2 separate regions of the Homo sapiens genome follow, and region 1 is linked to region 2. The links are chromatin loops, found by intact Hi-C in ENCODE. Cell type or tissue: OCI-LY7. All regions are shown on one strand. Each heading gives the region's core, and the rest is flanking DNA. Links, peaks and the distances in the headings are about the cores only. Region 1 has its middle 26 kb from the start of HLA-DQB1. Region 2 has its middle 6.7 kb from the start of HLA-DRA.

Region 1 (9,297 bases), core at 646-8,645, 260 kb before region 2:
GCAAGGTAAAAATGTCCCTACCTTTATGAGTTTTAATTCTAGCAGGAAAGAAAAAATAATCACATAATATACAGATATGCAGTATTAGGTGGTGATTCTTGCTATGAAGATACAAATGAAGAAAGCTGAGTAAGGGGATAGAGAAACAAGGGCTTACCAGTAGTAAATTTCCATGCAAACAGTGGCAGGCTAATTTCAAAATCAGAAATATTTTATTATAGTTTTTCTTGGGTTATTAGTGTCAGACATAAGAAAAGTGCAGTAGATTTACTACCACAGATTTTTGCACTTGTACTTATTTTGAATGAAATGTACTGTCAAAGAACGAAGCAGATGGACTGGGCTTATATCCTGTCTCCTTGTAGTAGAGAATATTGAGTCTGATGTGCAGACCAGCAGATCCTTTGTGTATCACCTGCACCACTCCCTCATCCCCTCCATAAGCTCACATCAGGAGTAACTATGTTCATGTACTGTAATGTGAACTCATCCCCTGGCAACACTTTAGTGGTGTACAGTAAGCAACTGACTGGTCTAGGAAAAGAAGCCCTAGGGCAAAGGAGAGATGAATTGAGAACATCTTGGCAGGGACCATTTTGTACTATGTGAATCTGAAAGCAGAGATATATAAAATAATGAAGATGACAGGCAGAGAAAATTAGAGATAAGAAATATACAGAGGATTTCTTGTATAACACACAGTGTACTATCCTTAGATCAATCCTTTTACATATCTTCTTTGGCTTCTGTGAGTTAGCCCTTTGTTATGATAACAAATTTTATCTTTTTGATCAATCTAACTCAGGCACTTGTGTTCCCCATGATGACATGCTCTCACGATGGCTCTGATTTATTTAACATACAGAGGAAGATCATGAGTGTGGATTTCCGAAATGCAGTCAGTGGACTCAATTACTGTTTGTTGAGTCCATGAGCAGATGTGACTAACAAAGATCTGTGCATATGGGGATTGAAGGGTTTTTTTTGTTTTTGGATAGAGTTGGTGAAGAAATTAAATGAAAGTATACGATATTCCATGGCCAAGAATTTCAAATAATAAAGTGTTTATATGAGATGTTTGGGCTTTAATATGGGAAGTATGTATATGGGATGTGTGGGCTCTAATTTGTTTAAATTGTGTTTATTACTAATATTTGTGGACACATAGTAAGTGTATATATGTATCAGGTACATGAGATGTTTTGAAAAAAAGGATGCAATGTGAAATCAGTAAATCATGAAGAATGGGCATCCATACCCTCAAGCATTTATCCATTGAGTTGCAAACAATCCAGTTACACTCTTGAAGTTATTTTAAATGTATAGTTACTATTTACTATAGTCACCCTGTTGTGCTATCAAATAGTAGATCTTGTTCATTCTTTCCAATTTTTTCCCATTAACCATCCCCATATCCCTCCCTCCCTGATCCCCCACTACCTTTCCAACCTCTGGTAATCATCCTTCTACTCTCTATGTTCATAAATCCAATCATTTTAATTGTTAGATCCTACAAATAACTAAGAACATGCGATATTTGTCTTTCTGTGCCTAGCTTATTTCACTTATGGAACTGCCATGCCTGTTGTTGCAAATGACTGGATCTCATTCTTTTTTATGGCTGAATAGTACTCCATTATATATATGTACCACATTTTCTTTATCCATTCAACTGTTGATGGATACTTTGATATACTGACTTTTTTTTTCTTTTCAGTGTATACCCAGCAGTGGGATTGCTGGATCATATGAGAGCTCAATTTTTAGTTTTTTGAAGAACCTCCAAATTGTTCTCCATAGTAGTTGTACTAATTTACGTTCCCACCAATAGTGTCCAAGTGTTCTTTATTTCACATCCTTCCCAGCATTTGCTATTGCCTGTCTTTTCGATATCAGCCATTTTTAACTGGAGTGAGATGATACCTCATTGTAGTTTTGATTTGCATTTCTCTGATGATCAATGATGTTGAGCACCTTTTCATATGCCTGTTTGTCATTTGTATGTCTTATTTTGAGAAACATCTATTCAAATCTTTTGCCCAACTTTTGATTGGATTATTAGTTTTTTCCTATAGAGTTGTTTGAATCCTTATATATTCTGGTTATTCATCCCTCATCAGATGGGTAGTTTGGAGATATTTTCTTCCATTCTGTGGGTTGTCTCTTCACTTTGTTGATTGTATCCTTTGTGTTCAGAAGCTTTTTAACTTGATGTAATCCCATTTCTCCATTGGTGCTTTGGTTGCTTGTGTTTGTAGAGTATCACTCAGGAAATTTTTGCCTAGACCAATGTCCTGGAGATTTTCCCTAATGTTTTCTTGTAGTAGTTTCATGGTTTGAGGTCTTAGATTTAAGTCCTTAATCCATTTTGATTTGATTTTTGTATATGATGAGAGAAACGAGTCTAGTTTTATTCTTCTGCATATGAATATCCAGTTTTCCCAGCATCACTTATTGCAGAGACTGTCTTTTCCCCAGTGTATGTTTTTGGCACTTTTGTCAAAAATGAGTGCACTGTAGGCTTGTGGATTTGCTTCTGGGTTCTCTAGTCCATTCCACTGGTCTATACGTCTGTTTTTATGCCAGTACCATGCTGTTTTGGTTACCATAGCTCTGTAGCATAATTTGAAGTCAGTAATGTGATTCTTCTAGTTTTATTCTTTTTGCTTAGGATGGCTTTAGCTATTCTGAGTCTTGTGGTTCCATATAATTTTAAGATTTTTTTCCATTTCTGTGAGAAATGTCATTGGTTGTTTGATAGTGATTGTGTTGAATCTGTAGATTGCTTTGGGTAGTATGGACATTTTAACACTATTGATTCTTCCAAGCCATGAACATGGAACATGTTTCCTTTTTTTATTATAAAAAAATTTCTTGTATTATAGAGATTTCTTATTCTCAATTTCCTTTATTATAGAATTATAATAGAATACAGAATTTATTATAAAAAATTCTTTTATTATAGAGATTTCTTATTCCTCAATTTCTTTTATTATAGAGATTTTTCACTTCATTGGTCAAGTTAATTCCTAGGTATTTCATTTTGTGTGTGGCTATTTTAAATAGAATTACTTTTTAAATTTCTTTTTCACATTGTTCACTATTGGCATATAGAAATTCTACTGATTTTATGTGCTGATTTTCTATCCTGGAACTTTATTGAATTTATCAGTTCTAATAGTATTCTTGTGGAGTCTTTAAGTTTTTATAAATATAGGAGCATATCCTCTGCAAACAAGGATAATTTGACTTCTTCCTTTTAAATTTGGATGCCATTTATATCTTTCTCTTGTCTAATTGCTCTAGCTAGGACTTCCAGTACTATGTTGAATAACAGTGGTGACAGTGGCATCCTTGTCATGTTCCAGATCTTAGAAAAAAGACTTTCAGTTTTTCCCCATTCAGTATGATACTAGCTGTGGGTCTGTCATATATGGCTTTTATTATGTTGAAGTATGTTCTTTATATCCCCAGTTTTTGAGAATTTTTAACATGAAATGATGTTAAATTTTATCAAATGCTTTTTTCAGCATCAATTAAAATGAACATTTTATTTTTATCTTCATTGTGTTGATGTGATGTATCACGTTAATTTGTGTATGTTGAACCATCCTTGCATCCCAGCGATAAATCCCACTTGATTGTTATGAGTGATCTTTCTGATGTATTGTTTAATTCAGTTTACTAATATTTTGTTGAGGATTTTTGCATCAATATTCATCAGAGATATTGGCCTACAGGTTTTTTTTATGTGTCTTTGTCTGGTTTTGGTATCAAGGTAATACTGGGCTCATAGAATGAGTTTAGAAGTATTCCCTCATAAAATACTTGTAGAAGTATTCCCTCCTTCTCTATTTTTTGGAATAATTTGAGTAGGATTGGTATTAGTTCTTCTTTGAATGTTTGGTAGCATTCAGCAGTGAAGTCATCAGGTCCTGGAATTTATTTACTGGTAGACTGTTTATTGTGACTTTGATCTTGTTGTTATTGATCTTTTTAGGTTTTGAGTTATTTCCTGTTTTAATCTTGGTAGGTTGCATGTGTCTAGGACTTTGTCCATTTCTTCTAGGTTTTCCAATTTATAGCATATAGTTGCTCATAGTAGCCACTAATGATCCTTTGAATTTCTGCAGTATCAGTTGTAATGTCTCCTTTTCCATTTATGATTTTATTTATCTGGATCTTCTCTCTTTTTTTCTTAGTTTGTCTTGCTAAAGGTTTGTCAATTTTGTTTAACTTTTCAAAAAAGCAAATTTTTGTTTCATAGATCTTTTGTATTTTTTTCAATTTCATTTATTTCCACTCTGATCTTTACTTTTTCTTTTCTTCAACTAATTTTTGCTTTGGTTTCCTCTTGCTTTTCTAGTTTTTAAGATGCATCATTAGATTGCTAATTTAAAGTTTCTCCTTTTCTGATGTAGGCACTTATAGCTATAAACTTCCTCCTTATTACTGCTTTTGCTGTATCCCATGGGTTTTGGTATGTTGTGTTTTCATTGTCATTTGTTTCAATAAATGTTTCAATTTCCCTCTTAATTTCTTCATTGACCCACTGGTCATTCAGGAGCATATTGTTTAATTTCCATGTATTTTTATAGTTTCCCAAATTTCTCTTCTTATTAATTTCCAGTTTTATTCAACTGGGTTCAGAGAAGATGCTTGAGCAATTTGAGAGGCCAAGGTGGGAGGATTGCTTGAGCTCAGGAGTATGAAACCAGCCTAGGCAACATAGGGAGACCCAGAAGCAGTTCAAATGGGATTGAAAACCATGTACCTGTTGCCTGGACTGTAGAGGGCGTTGCAAGCCTGGTGGAGGTGAGCAAAGGGAGAGATTAGATAAAGCTGAGTACCCAACTTCCAGAGTTGCATATATCATTGAGACCAATAGTTCCACATACAGATTTCATTTAACATCTGTATTTTTAAAGTCAATCACAATAGACTTGTCAGACCATCTTAGAATTATAACCAAGAACAGAAGAAAACAAGATCACTTTTATTGTATTTTAGAACCTTGGGTGACAGTTGATATTGGGAGGGCTTCAAAGCTATAAATGTAGATATAAATAAAAACATAAACAGATTTAGAGGTTTTAGATCACAGTGAATGTGCTAATTTGTAACTCCTTTTAAATTTAACATATGGTAAACAACTCTATTTTGTCATTAAATATCTTTCTAAAACATTGTTTTGAAGGACTGTATATAATTGTGTCATAGTTTGTTACCTAATTATTTAAATTTTGAGGCCAGGTGCAGTGGCTCACACCTGTAATCCCAGCACTTTGGGAGGCCGAGGAGGGCAGATCACCTGAGGTCAGGAGTTCGAGACCAGCCTGGCCACATGGTGAAACCCCGTCTCTACTAAAAATACAAAAATTAGCCAAGCATGGTGGCAGGTGCCTGTAATCCTAGCTACTCGGGAGGCTGAGGAAGGAGAATCGCTTGAACCCAAGAGGCGGAGGTTGCAGTGAGCTGAGATCAAGCCATTGCACTCCAGCCTGGGGGACAAAAGCAAGACTTTGTCTCAAAAAAAAAAATTTTTTTTTTTTTTTGAGTACAGATGGGAATTGACTGAAAGCATTTTTACTGAATTGTTGGTTCTCAACTCCCCTCCTACTCCTACATCTTGGCTCTACTTCCCAACTACAAAATGGAAAGTTTCCTTTTTGGATATATGAGTACACAAAAAAGGAGAATCTTCACATTATGGTGTGTCCAGTCTCTTTTTACATTCCATTTTGTTTTTATTTTATAGAGGTAATATTTTTATAGCCTCATGTAGATTTTTTCATTTTAGTTTGTAAAAAAGAACAATGAGAACACTTGGACACAGGAAGGGGAACATCACACACATGGGGGCCTGTTGTGGGGAGGGGGGAGGAGGGAGGGATAGCATTAGGAGATATACTTAATGTAAATGATGAGTTAATGGGTGCAGCACACCAACATGGCACATGTATACATATGTAACAAACCTGCACGTTGTGTACATGTACCCTAGAACTTAAAGTATAATAAAACATATATATTAAAAAAATAATAAATAAATAAATAAGTCAGCCACTGCACCTGGACAACTATTCTGCTCAAAAAAAAAAAATAAAAAAGTAAACTTAAAGAAAACTTGCAATAAGAATAGTATTTTGTACTTATATATTTTTTTTCCTGAAATTGCACTCATCAGAACTCTTTATCCTTAAGTACTTCAGTGTGTATTTCCTAAGAAAAGGATACATTCTTGTACATAACCAGAATATAGCTACCAACTTCATTAAATTTAATTTTAATAATCTAAACTGTTTGAATTCTCATTGTCATATGAATTTTGTTTGAAAATACAAGCCCAAAATTACACTCCCATCTCTGAACATGTCATGTTTCTTAAATCATTTATGTCTTTATGCTGCATGGTAAATTTTTGTAATTAAAACACTGTATTTTTTTGTGGAATTTATTCCTTACAATTTTATATTTCTACCGGCAGTTTGAATGGTAATTTATCCTACATTCTCTCACCCTTCCCATCTCCCCCTGCTACTATATATTTTATTTGTGCTTCTTAGTAGCTTGGACTGCCAGAGACAAGTGACTCTGCCTCATCATATGCTTCTCATTGGTTGGAGAGATACATATTCATTACTATTAGTTATTTCTTCTAACCAGAGCTTCTGCAAAGCCCCTTTATCATTATCCTTTCTCTTCAATCACAATCTTGCCTAGTAACCTTTTCCATACCCAGATAGTTCCTTTCCTCCTGCAAGAACTAAGCGTATGTAAGTCTTCTCATTTGTTACCTAGTTCACTTTTCTTCACATGTGAGGATCCTGGATACTATTAAGATGCCTTCACTACTGACTGGATCTTGGAAAAATATGCTTTGTTTCCCTACAAAATATATTTTCTTTTAAGCTCTCAGAGTAAATTTTGAAACGAGCTACCCATAGATTAGTCCTCTGGTATTAACTAGTATTGTTATTCTGGCTGTAAAAGATAACTGTTCAAACTATTTACAGGTTAGATTATCCAGGGGATATAGTTTAGAGCACCCATATAATTTTTTTTTCAACAGATTACTTGATTTAAAAAGAACCTATCAAGTTAATGTTTTGAAGAAATTGATAATTTCTTTTAGAGGTTTCTCTGAAAAAATACAAGCAGTCCATATTAACAGGCTGGGTCTAGAGTTATATAGTCTGAGCGAGGACATGGGATGTTGAGTTGAGTCCAGAGACAGGCCATATGCAGCGAACCAGAACAATGTTTCAAAATCTGCAAATGGCTGAATCTGGGTATTTCCTGTGTGAAGGGGATGCCAGAAATGAGCAACCAAAACCTTAACAGAGACTGAAAACACATCCCAAAGTAGGAGGCAAAATACATCCACCTTCCAGGCAGCATACCCAGGCCTGATACACGTTAGAATGGGTTCTAGACATGTGACAACAGGATAAAAAAGTCAGTAAAATCATGGGAAAGATTAAAGTGAAAAATATTATAATATAAAGTCCACACATCTCATTAATTTTAGTAACTGCAAATAGACTAAACTTGTGACCAGAAGACAGAGACTGACAAATTGAATGCAAAAACATAAATTCAGGTTATACTGTTTACAAGACACATACCTAAAGCATAAAAGTCATTTCAGAGATTAAGTGTAAAACATAGAAAGGACATATTATGCAAAAACTAATTCTAAGAAATGGTGTTTATTTATTAATGTCAAAAACAAATTTTAAGGAAAAAGATATCGTAGGACAGAAAGACTGATATAATGATAAACATTCACCTAGTCAAGGAAAACAAAGGCTGGGCACAGGGGCTCACACCTGTAATCCCAGCACTTTGGGAGGCTGAGGCAGGTGGACCGCTTGAGCTTATGATTTCAAGACCAGTCTAGGCAACATGGCTAAAACCTGTCTCTGCAAAAAACAAAAATTAGCTGGGCATGGTGGCGCGTGTCTGTAATCCCAGCTACTTGGAAGGCAGAGGTGGGAGGATGGCTTGAGTCCAGGAGGTGTAGGTTGCAGTGAGCCGAGATTGCACCACTGCACTCCAGCCTGGGCGATAGAGCCAGACTTTGTCTAAAAAAAGAAAGAAAAGAAAAGGAAAACATAGCAACTATAAATATAGGTGCATCTAATAAAATATCCTCAAAGACATGAATCAAAATTGATATACTATTTAGGTAGAAAGCAATAAATCTACCATTTATAGTATGATATTTTAATATATGTTTCTGGGTTCTTTATAAGTCAAGAAGGCAAAAGTAGGATATAAAAGATCTAAACAACACAATTAGTAAGCTTGACCTAATAGACTTGAATATATTATAAAGTTATTGTCTATGTTCTCATCTATGTGAACTGGTAGATTCACCAGCACCTATTACATTAATTTTAATTTTAATTTTAATTTTTTTTGAAACAGAGTCTTGCTTAATAGCCCAGGCTGAAATGCAGTGGTGCGATCTCAGCTCACTGCAACCTCCACCTCTCAGGTTCAAGCGATTCTCCTGCCTCAGTCTCCTGAGTAGCTGGGACTAAGGTGCATACCACCATACCCTGGTAATTTTGTATTTTTTTAGTAGAGACAGGGTTTCACCATGTTGGCCAGGCTGGTCTCAAACTCCTGACTTCAGGTGATTCACCTGCCTTGCCTCCCAAAGTGCTGGGATTACAGTTGTGAGCCACCGCGCCCAGCCAGTTTATTATTTTTAATGTTTTTTAATGTAATGTAATGTAATTAATATAATAGGCACTGGTGAATAGGCACTGGTGAATCTACCACCTGGCACATAGATGAGAACATAGACAATAACTTTATAATATATTTGAGTCTATTAGGTTAAGCTTACTAATTGTGTTGTTTAGATCTTTTATATCCTACTTTTGCCTTCTTGACTTATAAAGAACCTAGAAACATATATTAAAATATCATACCATAAATGGTAGATTTATTGCTTTCTACCTAAATATTATATCAATTTTGATTCATGTCTTTGAGGATATTTTATTAGATGCACCTATATTTATAGTTGCTATGGACCTCAGTCATATGTGGAAATGAATTCTGCCAACAGGCAGTGAGCTTGGAAGAGGACCCCAAACTCAGATGAGAATTACAATGTCTCTGTGACTTGAGTCTTGTGACATCCTAAGCAGAAAGCCCAGGTGAGCTCTGCCTAGACTTCTGACTTAGAAAGCTGATGTAATAAATGGGTTTTGTTCTAAGCTTCTGCATTTGTACTAATTTTCTGTGACAGTGGCTAGAAAACTAATACAATATATTTTG
Region 2 (9,297 bases), core at 716-8,715:
TGAGAGCCTATGGTATCAGTCTGTGCTAAGAGTCTGATCCTATGATTTAAGCTTGTCATCTCCTCTTTTAGAGGCAAAACCATGTATAATTTTCTATGTCTGCCCTTTGCTGGCTGCCATAATGCCTTGTTCTTAAATGGTGCTTGAGAAAAACATGGTAAATTCAAAGACATTTCATATATTATAATAGCATCTTCAATCCAAGTTGTTGCTCAGCAACTTATGACACTGTTTAGTCCTAGAACACTGATTGGTTCTTCTTGTGAGATTACTAAATTTGGGACACTTGAGAAATGACTTTCAGTTCCCTTTCTCTGTGATAGGAGAGAAGTTCCTATTTGGACAGTGCTCATGGTTCTCCGTTTTCTTTCAAACTCTAATTTCCTGTGTGTTTGAGGGAATTTCCAAAGGCACCTGAATGAGGACTTCTTGGTGATGTCAAATGGTGACGAGACACTATAGCCATGAGAATTCAGTCAAGAAATAGGAATCCCTGTAATCAGTCTAAGCAGAACTGAATATATTACAGGGAATTAGCCCTTAAAACTGTTAGGGGGTCTGGAGGAGCACAAGTCACTGCAGACCCCTAATTTTAAAAGATCAGGAACCCACAGGAAGCCTCTGCTGATGTTGCAGATCCTCTAGAGCCCCTAGGAGTAAATGTCTTTAGAACACAAGGCTGCTGCCAAAACTCATGTCTGTGAAACCTGTCCCTGAGATGGCTGTGGCCTAACTTCCACCTCCCAAATCTCATAATACTGAGTTTCACTGGAGAAATGTATTCCATGTTCAGAAACCTGGGGCAGAGCAAGCCTGAGAGATGTAATATTCTTACATCTATTCCCAAAGATACAGACAGGATCAGAGAAGCAAATGGAAATTTTACAAAAATTACTAAATGCAAATATGTGTGTCTATGTTTGTGTGTATATCCACCATAGATCACTCTGGTTCTCCCCACAGTGCCAAGTCTAAAACCAGAGGACATATTCTTCTGGAGAAATAAGTTAGGGCTTTCACACTGGGCCCAGATCAAGTCTGGGACCTCAATACTTCATTTGTTTGTGTGGTTTGAATTCTGAGAACCTCCAGCCCCTTCTTTTAGCTTCCCTTCCACCACCCCCTACCCCCTTTTCCTTCTGCACTAAGGGTCTTCATGGTGTTTTTCTCCTACTAAGGACTTCCTACCAGAGGTGCTGAGGGAATATTGATCTAGGTATTTCCTTCTCAATTCACTACATAAGAAGCTTTTCTTGTGTTACTTTTTCTCATCCTGAGAGGTCACAGAAGCTGGTCTGCTGGAATAGATCCCTATCAGAATAAAAACTGTGAACTGTTGATATCAACAAATGCACTAGGACGTTAACAAATGTGCTAGGGCAGTGGGTTAATGGGCCTTCCTAGCATGTCCTGTGTTAATAGAGGCCTCCACGATGACTGGACTCATCTTTAACCTGGGAGGATGGCAGTTTGAGTTTGATTCATTCTCTCTTCACCTCTACCTGAAACCTGATGCTTTAAAGACCAGAGTTATCTTTATACAGACCTCCTGGGGTGTGAAATTACCCCTCTTTACTTGACTAGTCTTTGTAAATTACAAAATGCATGCAGGTAGGGGTGTGTGTGTGTACGTGTGCACACTTAGAAACTTTGAATCCACATCTCAGAATATTTTCCTGCCGGCCAACTACAAGTTTCATTGCTTTAACTTGAGAACCTGTAGTCAGATTGTTCTATAATTCTCTGTGTTCTTGTCTGTTCTAAATGGCACAAGCTAAGTCTTATAATTGAGAGACTCTGAAGGAAAAGATTAGCTTGACCAATCACCAAAGAAGTCTAAGGGTAGTTGTCTCTAATAGCTGCCCCCATACAGCCAGTCCATGGCTTGATTCACTCACTCAACATCTCCTGTTCCTTAGAAATTCTGGCAATTTGTTTTCAGAGTTCCTTCCATCTCTATCATATTGGCCACTCCGAAGTCAGCACAGAGAATTAGGATATAGGACATTCTGTTGCTCTCATCTTCTCATCTTTGTTCTCATCTTCTGAAAAAACGCATGTCCTCACCTGTGAATCCTTTCTTAGCTATTCTTCCAGGAATAGGGAATGATTTTACTCAATCATCCATGTAAAACAGAGACCAGAAACTTCATTTAGACATTATGTTCTGTTGCATGAGTAAACTATGGAATCTCATCAAGGTCAGAATGATTTTATAGAATTCAGATGTGTTTGTATGCATACGTGTTGTGTGTGTGTGTGTCTGTGTGTTGAAGGAGGAGAATTAGGAAAGTATCAATTTCAATCAATCTAATTCATATAATTTTTTAATTTACTCAATTGTTTAAATACTATTTGATCCTATTCTTTATTTAAGGTACTTTCTTTTGTTTATTTTTTTAAAACATCTGAAGCATACAAATGTAATTGCTAGGTTGGATAAGCACTAAATGGAATCTTTAATCAAACAAAAACTCATTGTGCCTGCTCTTGCCTCTTTAGAGAATTTCATTAGAGATGCTATTCCCCTGCGCTTGGGTAGGAATTATAGCATACTTCATGAATTATTTTCTTGATTCTAATTAATATGCTATTCTACAATTCCCTTAAATTGCACAAGTATATCTTAGTTCAGCAATTAGATTGTTTGGTACTATATAATAATTGAAAGTCCCAACTTGATTTAATATAAATCTCTTTCTATCCCTGTGTAAATTGTTGAAGGCAGGAATGAGTGTGGTTCTCCTTCCTTCTTACGTTCTACTGGCACTTTGAGGCCATAGCTCATCTAGGGTAGGTTCAGGGAAGGGGAGGAAGAGAAAAAGACCAGAAACGTCTTACTGGAAATGAAATATTTGTGTTCTCTGAGCCTGGATGATGTTCCAAGTAAAGCTTTTCTCTTGTGCAAGGTTTGGTAGGCTCTTCAGATTCCTTCATGGCCCGTGTCTGGTGTGTAGGGGACACTAAAACATTCTTTGTGTCCACAAACTCTGGGAGTGTGACCATTCCCAATGCATCACAGTTTCCAAGATCCAATACCAACTAGTCCATATACCCTGCCCTTTAGGATTCTGATGGAAGCAGAAGCCAATCCTATCATCTTCAACCACCCAACTTCATATCAAGTAGAGGAAACTCTTGGTCCCCCTAGAAAACAATTTCACTAAATTCCAGGCAAGTAAGTTGGTCCCTTTCCCACATACGCTGGGAGTAGATGATAGAATTCATAGTAAAGAGCAGATCTATTCAAGGATATCACAAATCTGCTTCATCCTATACTCTCTGACCACCCTTTGGTCAGTAGAGAGACAATAACAGAAACTTGTTTGTCCCATCATTCCTTATTTACTTATTTATTTTATTCTACTTTAAGTTCTGGGATACATGTGCAGAACATGCAGGTTTGTTACATAGGTATACATGTGCCGTGGTGGTTTTCTGCTCCCATCAACCCGTCATCTAGGTTTTAAGCTCCTCAAGCACTAGGTATTTGTCCTAATGCTCTCCTCCCCTTGCCCCCCACCCCCCCAACAGGCCCCTGTGTCCATGTGTTCTCATTGTTCAACTCCCACTTATGAGTGAGAAAATTCAGTGTTTGGTTTTCTGTTCCTGTGTTATTTTGCTGAGAATGATGGTTTCCAGCTTCATCCATGTCCCTGCAAAGGACATGAACTCATTCTTTTTCATGGCTGCATAGTATTCCATGGTGTATATGTGGCACATTTGCTTTATCCACTCTATCTTTGATGTGTTTTCCCCATCATTTCTTTATGAATTCTGCAAAAGAGGTGAACAACAGTGTCGCATGTCCATAAACAGATATCTGTGTTAATGGCCTCTTAGCTGATACTGAGGAAAGACCACAAACATTGAAAACAAAACAACAAACATATGAAAAAGTATAAATCATGGTCATTGTCTGTTACTGGTCACATAGACATAATTATAACACGGTTTAGGAAATGGAGGCAGAACTGGCCATTTCAGCTGTGTTTCCTAGTCCAGTTTTCTTACAAGGTAATGGAGAAGAGTGTGCATATAACATGTTTTTTGTTAGATTAAGCATCACTCTGTTAAGGAATAAACTTGAGTTACTTTCAATCACTTTTAAGGATGCTGCTCTTTTTCCCAAAGTAAAATTGATATTTGAGGCCTCAGTAAGTTCCATGTTATGTCCAATTATTTAGCATTACAGTGTCTGTCTGCTTCCAAGTGACTAAAGACTTTTACTCTTGGCCATGTGCCACATAACTGAAGATTATTCTTTCAGGTGAAAGTGGCAGGATTTCTATAAGACCCTTAAGAGGCTTTTCCTTTAGTTAGAAGGGAATTTAGGGACTGGAGTTCTGAGAACTGGCCATGTCCAGACAATAGTGCCCCCAAACGACAGTCATTTCTGCCACCTTTTCTCTGGACATATGCAGCATTGTTTGGAAATCTTTTTTCATTAAGCATGATCTGTGCTCATTTCTGAAGATCATAAGAATGTCTATGTAGCAGTCTTTTTCTACTCTTAATTCTTTTCTAAAAGGTATAATTGAGAGTAAGAAACAAAAAACTAGAAGATGGTTTATTTAAGGTACATGGTTAGCAATCATAGTAAAGGAGCTGAGTTCTAAACATGTAAAACACTTACTGTAGTGAAGTTAGGAAGACAAGGAGTGTGAAGATGAGAAGTTAGAAGTGTGGAGAAGGAATCACTAGAGCCTCCTGATAAGAAAGATGGTAGAAAATGATTTTTTAAAGTACTTAAGTAGGTAAGATTTCAAATCCAAATGTCGTGAATGAGTGAAGGAAATTTTCACAAAAAAATAGAAGTCATGAGAAGAAGGTGGCTCTTGTTCACACTAAGTATAGCATGGGTCAAGCACAGAATGTAAGAGGGGAATTAGTTCTCACAATAAAATAGAAGAGAATATAAGTGGCTAAATGGCATCTAAAAAATAAACCATTCCAAGACTTAAGCTAATACAGATGGTCTCTGACTTATAATTTGGCTTATGATTGTTCAACTTTATGATGGGTTTATTGGTGTATTAAATGCATTTTCAGCTTAAGATATTTTCAAGTTATAATGGGTTTATTGGGACATAACCCTATTGTTAAGTTGGAGAGCATCTGTACACGAGCAGTGGTCCATGCTGCAAAATGTTTTTTAAAAACCAATAGTGAGGATAGAGAATAAACTATTTTAGGTTTCTGAGATTACTTAGGAACTTTGAACCTTTAAGGTAGAAAGAAAGGTGAGAAATATGCCAGAAGACTGTTACTGCTTTCACTGAAATTCTTTTTTGGGGTCCAGTTTCTTTTTACCAATTGAAAATACTACTGCTATGACTATGACACTAAAGCTTACTTATATTTATTAGATAATAGTTGTATTTCCATTTTACCTGAGAAAACTGGGTTTAAAGAAATCTAGTCTTTTGGTCAAGGGCTTACTTAGAAAGTGGCAACTGTGATTTTCTAAATCAAGTCTCTATCTCTGTAGCCAATAATATGTGGAGTCCAAGAACCAGTCCACTCAAAACACTAAAACCACTCATACCACAAACATGTCCTTGGGTAGGGATGACGGTTGGTTTTTTCTTGTATACTATGTTTATATGTGACTATTTCAAAAGTTCTCAGGACACATATTTTTCCCTTGATTTTCTAATTTATAGTATAACTGGGACTAGGTTTCCCTCTTGTGGTCAACAGTGTTTAATTCTTCATAAGTGTTTTTGACATTGAGTATTCAGACACCTTATGAAAGATCAAGGATTTCTTAAGTCAGGATGCTTCAACTAATTTTTTTCTTATGTGCATACTCAAAGTGTGTTTGATTTAATTAGGTCACTTAAATGGTTTGTAATTTTATTTATAAAATTACTTATAAAATATTTAAAACTTATAAAAATATTTAAAGTCTTTTTATAAGTATTACCATGCCTTTTTTGAATAAGCACACAAAATATAGGATGTACTTCTTTTAAATAATTTGAAGGTTGAAATAATGTCTTAAAACGGACAAAATTAACTGTATTTCATTTTGAATCTTGTGGATAAATGCTTTATAACACCCTTTCTACTTCTCCATGATGTATTTAATCTTAGGCTAATTTTCTAGCTGTTTTCTGGAAACCTGATGGAGGAAGAATGTCAGCTGGATTTTTAGACAACATTGCTTATGGCACAAATGGCTTCTGGTTGGCATTTTGTATCTTTACTGGGAAGAATATTTCATGAACCGTAACAAATGACGGGGACCCATAGTTTGGGTATTTCCAAATGCAGTGACCCTTGTAACTGAGCATGCCCTTTACAGGGACTCTGGAAGCTGTGCCCATGGGTTTGTTATAAGAGGTACTAGCTCGTAGATGACATGAGGATTCTAAGCTAGGGTGGACACAACTTCCACAGGTGTAAATTCAGCTCCTTGTACCTGAGTTGTCACTTGGGGGATGGGGGCAGAGGATGAAACTAGCACCTGGAATAAATTATAGACTGTTTCAAGAACTTCTCCCACTGAAGAAAAAGACCTGATTCAGCACTTTGGCATACTTTGACTCCTGTCTAATATCCTTCTAAGTGAATCTGAGAGCCAGGTGTGGCCTATGGTAAAAACTTGAATATGAGTATTTAGTTAAACCTGAGAATACTCCCTGCCCCCGGGTATTGATACATCGGCAATTTTCATTTTATGTCTTTTTTTATGTGTATATGTCATATGGTATATGTGTATACATAGGAGATACACACACACACACGCACATTTCCCATATTTTGGGAAAAAATTTGCATATTTTTATGGCTTTAACATAATTAATAGTTTTAGTCTTGTTTTATTTTTGTTACCAAATTAACTTAACTCTAAGGATACATTATATGTTTATTTAAGGATCTAAGGATAGAGGTATAATATTTTAATATATGACAAAAACATATTTTAAAAAATATGGTGAGAGATTTCTGGTTCTAAGACAAGATGAAGTAGGTACAATTCTTCCTATTCCTCCTGCTAAGTACAGCTACAGACAGACATAAAAAGCCCTTGAATGATGGAGAGGAGAAGCAGGTTGGCCTCAGACCATGGGATTGGGGAATGACAGAGTGGTGAGTTTCATAGGTCTTCTTTCTGCCTAATATATCCAGGAATGAGTGCTGGAGAAACTGGAAAACAGGAAACATCAGTAGTCACAGACAAAAATATCCTAAGGAAAGCATGTTTCTCTATCCAAGGGAACAAGAAAGAGCAGCCTACCAGGCAGATAACTGACAGTAACCGCACTACTCCAGTCAAATACAGAAAAATCAGGGGCTTCCATCCCGCCTCAGTCAGCAAACACTGAGTGAGGAGCTTTGTCTTATCCCATTGCCTGGCGATAATGAGACACTACCTAGACCCATCAGGCTTATGTCAGAGGAAGCCAACTGGGGACCTAGGACTTTTGCCCCTGCCTATCAGTAATCAGCCACCTCCACACTGTGGTGTTAGTGAAGCCCATGTGAAGAGCCTGGACTTCCACCTGCCCTGTTGCAAGGAAGCACTCCTCACCCACTTTGCCAAGGTGTTGTCAGAGGAGGCCAAGTAGAAAGCTGGGACTTTCACCACTGTCCAGGTGTAAGGAGGCACTTCTCCCTTCCTGGTGTCAGTAGAGGCCATGTGGGAGCGCTGATGAGACCCTCTCCCTCCCAGTCAGGATTCTGTAAGTGGAGGCCTAGTGGGGAGCCTGAGTTTCTATACCCAGCCTGCAGCCACAAGGCACCCCTGCCAGAGAGCCTTCAGTTCTAAGTTCACCAGGAATTGAACCTGTCAGCATCTTGATCTTGGACTTCCCAGCCTCCAGGACTGTGAGAAACACAGAGGGTCCTCCTACAGCATTGTTTTGTTCAACGTTTTGTTACAATGTTGGTGAGAAAATAAATAGGTTCCTGGCCAGGGCCACTGTCCATGAGGAGTTTGTGTGTTCTCCCCACGTCCGCATGGGTTTTCTTTGTGTATTTGAGTTTTATCCCACATCCCAAAGACATGCATGTTAGGTTAATTGGTGAGTCTAAATTGTCCCAGCAGAGTGACTTTGTGTGTATGTGTGTGTGTGTCTGCATCCCACAATGGATGGGATGGCATCCTATACAAGGTTGGTTCCTCTCTTGTCCTTGAGCTGCCGGGATAGGCTCCAGTCATCCATGACCTTGAACTGGAATAAGCAGGTTGGAAAATGAATAAGCGAATGAATAGAAATGTTTCTAAAATAAAAATTTGTAAAGTACATGATATTCATACAACTGTACAATAGTAAACAATGGGGTACAAAAGTACTCAGTGAGTTCAACGTATTTGTTCTTCTTTGTGTTTGAGCTGTGTGGTGGCAGGAGGTGCTCCTTACCATTTTCATTTTACAAACATTTGTTCCTTAATGTAACCCACCACCACTGTGACCACCATCACTCACTAATTCACCAAAAACTGGATAATTAATTATCTTACTTGTTATTATAAACCTACCTTAAATGTATATATAGTTCCCATTTATTTTAATGTTTAATATTAGAAGTGTTCTGAGTCTTTATTTAGGAGTTTGGTGATGTGTTTGTGACCAGAAATAAGCCACAGGAACTTAAATCTTGTTCGCATCAATTAGCCCAGGGGTTCCCAACCCCTGGGCCACAGACCACTAATGGCCTGCTGTCAGATCGGCAGAGGCATTGGATTCTCACAGGAGTGCAAACCTTTGTGAACTGTATTGTGGACTGCCCATGCGAGGGATCTAGGTTGTGCCATCCCACTCCCTGCCACCGCTAGTCCCCAACCCCCATCCATGGCAAAATTTTCTTCCACAAAACCAGTCCCTGGTGCCAAAAATGTTGGGGATCGCTGAATTAGCCTATGGTCAAATTAGTTTTATTATATGTCATTTTGCTTAAAGTCACAGCTTCTAAGAACCTATTGATGATGTTAAGTGAGGACTTTCAGTAAATGTCTGTTGTTTAATCTACTCCATCTGAGTGTCAATGGAGCCAAGTAGAGGACATGGAATTTCACATCATCTGGCAGTTTTGGGGTGAGAGTTACATATTTAAGTCAGTAGATTTTAAGTAAAGTACATTGCCCTCCATAACTGGGTTCCCCTCATTTAATCAGTTGAATGCCTGATTAGCATAAGAGGGAACTCTCCAACAGATTGTCTCAGACTCCATCTGCAATCCTGGCTCTTCCTGGTTCCACAGCAGACTACCTTTGGGCTCAAACTGCAACTCTGTCCCAGTCTCCTCCACTGCTGGCCTCTTCCATCAGAATTTGGACTCAGTAAG

What was found. A loop is a pair of places that touch in the nucleus more often than their neighbours do. Peaks named below come from ENCODE experiments on the same cell type or tissue, not always from the same donor. Only the 100,000 strongest peaks of a DNase experiment are listed, where the experiment ranks them.
Region 1: it touches region 2 in a loop (7-fold over the local background); 85 of 110 quality-filtered maps call a loop at or near these places.

The regions. Positions count from the first base shown.
Region 1 is chr6:32,687,718-32,697,014 of GRCh38, reverse strand. No RefSeq gene overlaps it. Among named protein-coding and RNA genes, the nearest start is that of HLA-DQB1, 26 kb to the right of the region's middle. In OCI-LY7, for the core only: a CTCF peak has its summit at 4,795 (motif pointing right); DNase peaks (open chromatin) are centred at 4,794 and 6,594; H3K27ac peaks cover 1,825 bases.
Region 2 is chr6:32,428,572-32,437,868 of GRCh38, reverse strand. No RefSeq gene overlaps it. Among named protein-coding and RNA genes, the nearest start is that of HLA-DRA, 6.7 kb to the left of the region's middle. In OCI-LY7, for the core only: CTCF peaks have their summits at 5,467 and 5,667 (motif pointing left); a DNase peak (open chromatin) is centred at 5,698; H3K4me3 peaks cover 677 bases; H3K27ac peaks cover 1,149 bases.